2 separate regions of the Homo sapiens genome follow, and region 1 is linked to region 2. A link is an interaction called in ENCODE POLR2A ChIA-PET data of the cell type or tissue named here. Cell type or tissue: GM12878. All regions are shown on one strand.

Region 1 (2,500 bases), 58 kb before region 2:
ACACCTGGGTCTCTCTAACCCTGAGGTTCAAGAGTGTGGAGTGTGTGGTTTCCCCCCCGCCCCCCCCCCTTTTCCTTTAAGGAAAGAAAAGACTCTCAACCAAAAAGGGAAGAAAAAAAAAAACCCGACGTACCATTTCTGTCTTGTCTCTGGCTGATATTTGAGAAGCGCTGGGGAGGGGGTTGTGTGTGGGGAATTTGAAAAATCAATTGGCTTACACTTCTCCAAAGGCGAAAATTAACGGGTAGGAGTGATTCACGGACAGGCCCTCCACTTTCACATCGCTTTATTTTTGTCTCTCTCTTTTTTTTTTTTCCTCCTCCTCCTCCTCCATGGAGCTGCCGGTCCCCCAACATCGTGGCCTGGCCAGACTGGACCTTGGGGCTGGTGCTATTCTGGGCTAGCCGTGGAATCCCCTCTTCTGTTCCCCGGAATCAAGGCACCCTCTGCGCCCCGCAGAGGCCGAGGGGATATTCCACATCTGAAAATAAACCCAGGTTTCTGTGCGGCTTCCTGTTTCCTTCTGATTCCCGCGGATCCCACCCTGGTTGGGGGTTCAGAGCCTGGATTTTTGGATCATGGGGACTCCCTCCTCCGGTCCCCATCGCCGTAACTGGGGCTGGATCACAAATGTCCCGTTTCATGGGGACAGATTTCATCTCGTACTCTTTATGTTATCTGGGTGGCCTTGCTCCTTTTAAGTTGTTTTTGATCTTTGCCATAAGCCCCTTATAGGAAGGGCCAGCTGTCTCCTGTTCCCCCTACCTGGAGAACTGAAAATTCCCCTTTTTCTCCCAGATCTCACCTGCCTGCCTGCCTTCCTTCCTTCCTGGATGACTTCCCCTCTTCCCTTTCAGTTCTCCGTGCAGGAGCTTCCTCACTTACAGAATGAGGTTACCCCTCTGGGTTCCAGGTCAGAGCCCTGACTTGAGCCACCCTCCTCACTTGAGCTGTGCAAACTAGGGCGGGTTGCCTGACCTCTCTGTGTTCTCTCATCTCTAAGATCAGTACAGTCGCAGTCTGCGTCGCGGCGAGCCTTGACATGAGATGCTGTGGGTAAACATGCCTCCCCTGGCTCTCAACGCGTCCGCAGTCAGTCGCATGCATCCTTCCTTCCGCTCCTGGACACCCAGAGGGGTATCCGGCGGGCGGAGAAGCCATGGCTCTGGAAGCCTGGGACCCTCGGATGAGGCAGGCTGTGGGGAGAGAGGCTGGGAGGATGGCCCATCGTCGCGCTGTCACGTGGGTAATTGAGAGTTTGCGGAAATTCAGGGGTTCTGGGGAAGCGAGGTTGGCGCGTCTGTGTGTGTATAATTTAATGCCGCTTATAATTAACCCCCGTGATCAGCAAATGAGGGGATGTCGGGGGGATAATAACAGCTGCTCCGACTATTTAGAGTTGGCGCCCCGTGCCAGGCCCTCTGCTAAGTAAGCAAGTCAGTAGCATCCTTGTCTCCTCCAACCTGCCGTCCCCTGTCAGCGGAGTTGCTGTGATCTGAGCCCTATTTTGCAGAGAGGGAAACTGAGGCACAGGGAGGGGCCTTCACTGGCCTGAGGTCACTTCACACAGCCCACAAGCTGTTGGCTGCCACAACCTGGATTCCTAACGCCTGGAAGGAGCTCTGCCCGATTGTCAGGGATGTTTGTTTGGACAGCAGTCCATCTGCTGCGGGGGCCACCTGAATCGCTACAGAGACACCCCCCGCACACACACACCCCAGGGCTCTTGACTGCCTTTTCTCAGAGGTTAAGAGCAAGGATGCTGGACTGAGGCTGCATGGGGTTCAAATCCCGGCTCTGCCGACTTGTTGGCTGTGTGACCTGGGGCAAGTTGCTCAACCTCTCTGTGCTTCCGTCTTCCTCATCTGTCTATGGAGAAGAGTAACAGTGCCCACCTTGAGGGATTGTTAGGAGGAAGAAATGAGTTAACGTGTGTAAGCACAGATTCAGAACGGCACCTAGAATGTAGCTGCCACCTCTATTCTGTTTTTGTTATTATTTTTGACAACATGGGAGCTACACTGATATGTTGAAGGACCTGCCCAAGAGGGGCTCTCCAGTGTCCACCCGCGCCCCGCTACCCCGCCCTCAGCCCCCCGATGGGGTCCAGCACCAGGGAGATGTCAGGATGACTCAGCCACTGCAAACTGGGGCGTTCCCCTTCACTGGCTGCTTAATCAAGGCCGCCCCACTTCTGCGGCAGGACTGGGCGACTGGCGGGAGCTGAACCACAGGGGGCCTGGATGGTGGACAGGGAGGACACGTGGCTGCCTTGGGAGCTCCAGGCACTCCAGGGACTCCACATGTGGCTCCCAACTTCCAGAGCCCCTGGTGGGCCCGAGTGATCACCAAAGGGGGGAGTTTGGGGGGGATTTGGGGGTTTAACAGCAGTCATTTGATGGGCACTCAGGAAAGTGATCGGTTGACAAGCATGGTGTGCGAGCGAGCATGCATGCATTCATTCGAATATTCACCAGTTCATTAATTCATTCATTCCATC
Region 2 (2,500 bases):
TCTACATTTATTTAAACACAAAACATGCACACGAGCCGTCTACTCATTTTCTTCACTGCGCAGCCTGGCATTGGGGTTGGTGACTCTGACGGCAGCTGGGCGGCCCTTTCCACGTTGGTTTTGCGTTTCTTGGAGGAAACACTGTGAGCGATCTCAGCACAGGGAGATTTGTTGCACATCAGCACTTCCAGCTCCTTGACGCTGGGGACCAGGAACTTCCGGAAGCCACTGGGCAGCATGTGCTTTGTTTTTTGTTGCTCCCGTAACCACTGTTGGGCATCAAGATCTGGCCCTTGAACGTTCTGCGAACCCTGTTGTCAATACCTCTGGGTTTCCCCCAGTTAACGCTTAATTTTGACATATTGGTCTGACTGGTGCCGGATGAACGCCTTGATCCTCTTTTTGACGATCTTGGGCTTCATGAGGAGTCTGAGGGCGGCCATGATGCTGAGGAGGAGACGGCTGCCACCTCCTTAGGCAGCGCCGAGGAAGGGAGGCTTTTCCTCCTTTTTTTTTTTTTTGAGATGGAGTCTCACTCTGTCGCCCAGGCTGGAGTGCGGTGGCGCGATCTCGGCTCACTGCAAGCTTCGCCTCCTGGGTTCACTCCATTCTCCTGCCTCAGCCTCCCGAGTAGCTGGGACTACAGGTGCCTGCCACCTCGCCCAGCTAATTTTTTGTATTTTTAGTAGAGATGGGGTTTTCACCATGTTAGCCAGGATGGTCTCGATCTCCTGACCTCGTGATCCACCCACCTCAGTCTCCCAGAGTGCTGGGATTACAGGCATGAGCCACCGCACCCGGCTTTTTCCCCCTTTTTATACTTATGTAGTATTCTGCTGCATAGATAGCCTGGCATTCACTTGATCAGTTCCTTTTTATTGGATATATAGGCTGCTTCCTAAGGGCTCTTGTAAGTATGTTGCAGCCCTCGGGGAAAAAAAATAAAAAAATTAGCCAGGCGTGGCTGTGGGTACCTGTAGTCCCAGCTACTTGGGAGGCTGAGGCAGGAGAATGGCATGAACCCAGGAGGCAGAGCTTGCCGTGAGCCAAGATCGCGCCACTGCACTCCAGCCTGGGCGACAGAGCGAGACTCAGTCTCTTAAAAAAAAAAAAAAAAAACACAAAACTCAGCAGTAGCTCCATTCATCTTAGGGGATACATTGTAACATTACTGTGTACTGTGACCGGAAATCTAGTGTCCCTCTGGGAGATGCAAAGGTTACTGTAAAAATAGTCGATAAAAAGGAAACAATGTTAATGAATTCTCCACAGATACTGTAGCCTGTCCCAGGTGCAGCTTGATGAGGTTGCTCTAGGATGTTAAAATAGGCATACTCACCTGCCTGGTGGCTCACGCCTGTAATCCCAGCACTTTGGGAGACTGAGGCGGGCGGATCACGAGGTCAGGAGATCGAGACCATCCTGGCTAACACGGTGAAACCCCCATCTCTACTAAAAATACAAAAAAATTAGCTGGGCATGGTGGCGGGCATCTGTAGTCCCAGCTCCTTGGGAGGCTGAGGAAGGAGAATGGTGTGAACCTGGGAGGCGGAGCTTGAAGTGAGCCGAGATCGCACCACTGCACTCCAGCCTGGGCAACAGAGTGAGATTCTGTCTCAAAAAAAACAAAAACAAAAAAAAAACACGTACTCCAGGCCAGGCGCAGTGGCTCACACCTGTAATCCCAGCACTTTGGGAGGCCAAGGTAGGTGGATCACTTGAGGTCAGGAGTTCAAGACCACCCTGGCCAACATGGTGAAACCCCATCTCTACTAAAAATACAAAAATTAGCCAGGCGTGGTGGTGCGTGCCTGTAATCCCAGCTACTTAGGAGTTAGAGGTAGGAGAATCACTTGAACCTGGGAGGCGGAGGTTGCATTGAGCCGAGATGGCACCACTGCACTCTGGCCTGGTGACAGAGCAACACTTCATCTCAAAAAACAAAAACAAAAACAAAAACACTCCTACTCCAGGCTTTATTGCAGAGACTGAATGAATACATCAGATCGTCATGGAGGGTGAAGAATGTGGATGTGAAAGCCAGGCTGGTTCAAAGGAGCACGTTCAGCTCAGCCACCGCCTGGCTGTGCATGTCCAGCCAAAGCAAGTCCCTTGCCTGGTTTGTGTCTCAGTTTCCTCACATGTAAAATGGGGATGGCAGAGCTGGGTATGGTGGTTGACGCCTATAAATCCAGCAGCTTGGGAGGCTGAAGTGGGAGGATTGCTCGAGGCTAGGAGTTTGAGACCAGGCTGGACAACATAGCTACTTGGGAGGCCAAGGTGGGAGGATCACTTGAGGCCAGGAGTTCCAGACCAGCCTGGGCAACATAGTGAGACCCCAGGCTGGTTTTTGTTTTTGTTTTTGTTTTTTGAGACGGAGTCTCACTCTGTCGCCCAGGTTGAAGTGTGGTGCCATGATCTTGGCTCACTGCAGCCTCCATCTCCCAGGTTCAAGCAATTCTTCTGCCTCAGCCTGCCAAGTAGTTGGGATTACAGGTGC

Evidence for each region. ChIA-PET counts read pairs that join two places held together with the same protein. Peaks named below come from ENCODE experiments on the same cell type or tissue, not always from the same donor. Only the 100,000 strongest peaks of a DNase experiment are listed, where the experiment ranks them.
Region 1: POLR2A ChIA-PET joins it to region 2 with 5 read pairs; 3 of 35 experiments call an interaction of 5 or more read pairs at or near these places.

What each region holds. Positions count from the first base shown.
Region 1 is chr19:5,333,833-5,336,332 of GRCh38, reverse strand. All of the region lies in intron 1 of PTPRS (protein tyrosine phosphatase receptor type S), which reads left to right. Among named protein-coding and RNA genes, the nearest start is that of PTPRS, 5.7 kb to the left of the region's middle. In GM12878, a CTCF peak has its summit at 485; no DNase peak of the experiment used is centred here.
Region 2 is chr19:5,275,677-5,278,176 of GRCh38, reverse strand. All of the region lies in intron 2 of PTPRS (protein tyrosine phosphatase receptor type S), which reads left to right. It also overlaps the pseudogene RPL32P34. Among named protein-coding and RNA genes, the nearest start is that of PTPRS, 64 kb to the left of the region's middle. In GM12878, no CTCF peak of the experiment used is centred here; a DNase peak (open chromatin) is centred at 1,206.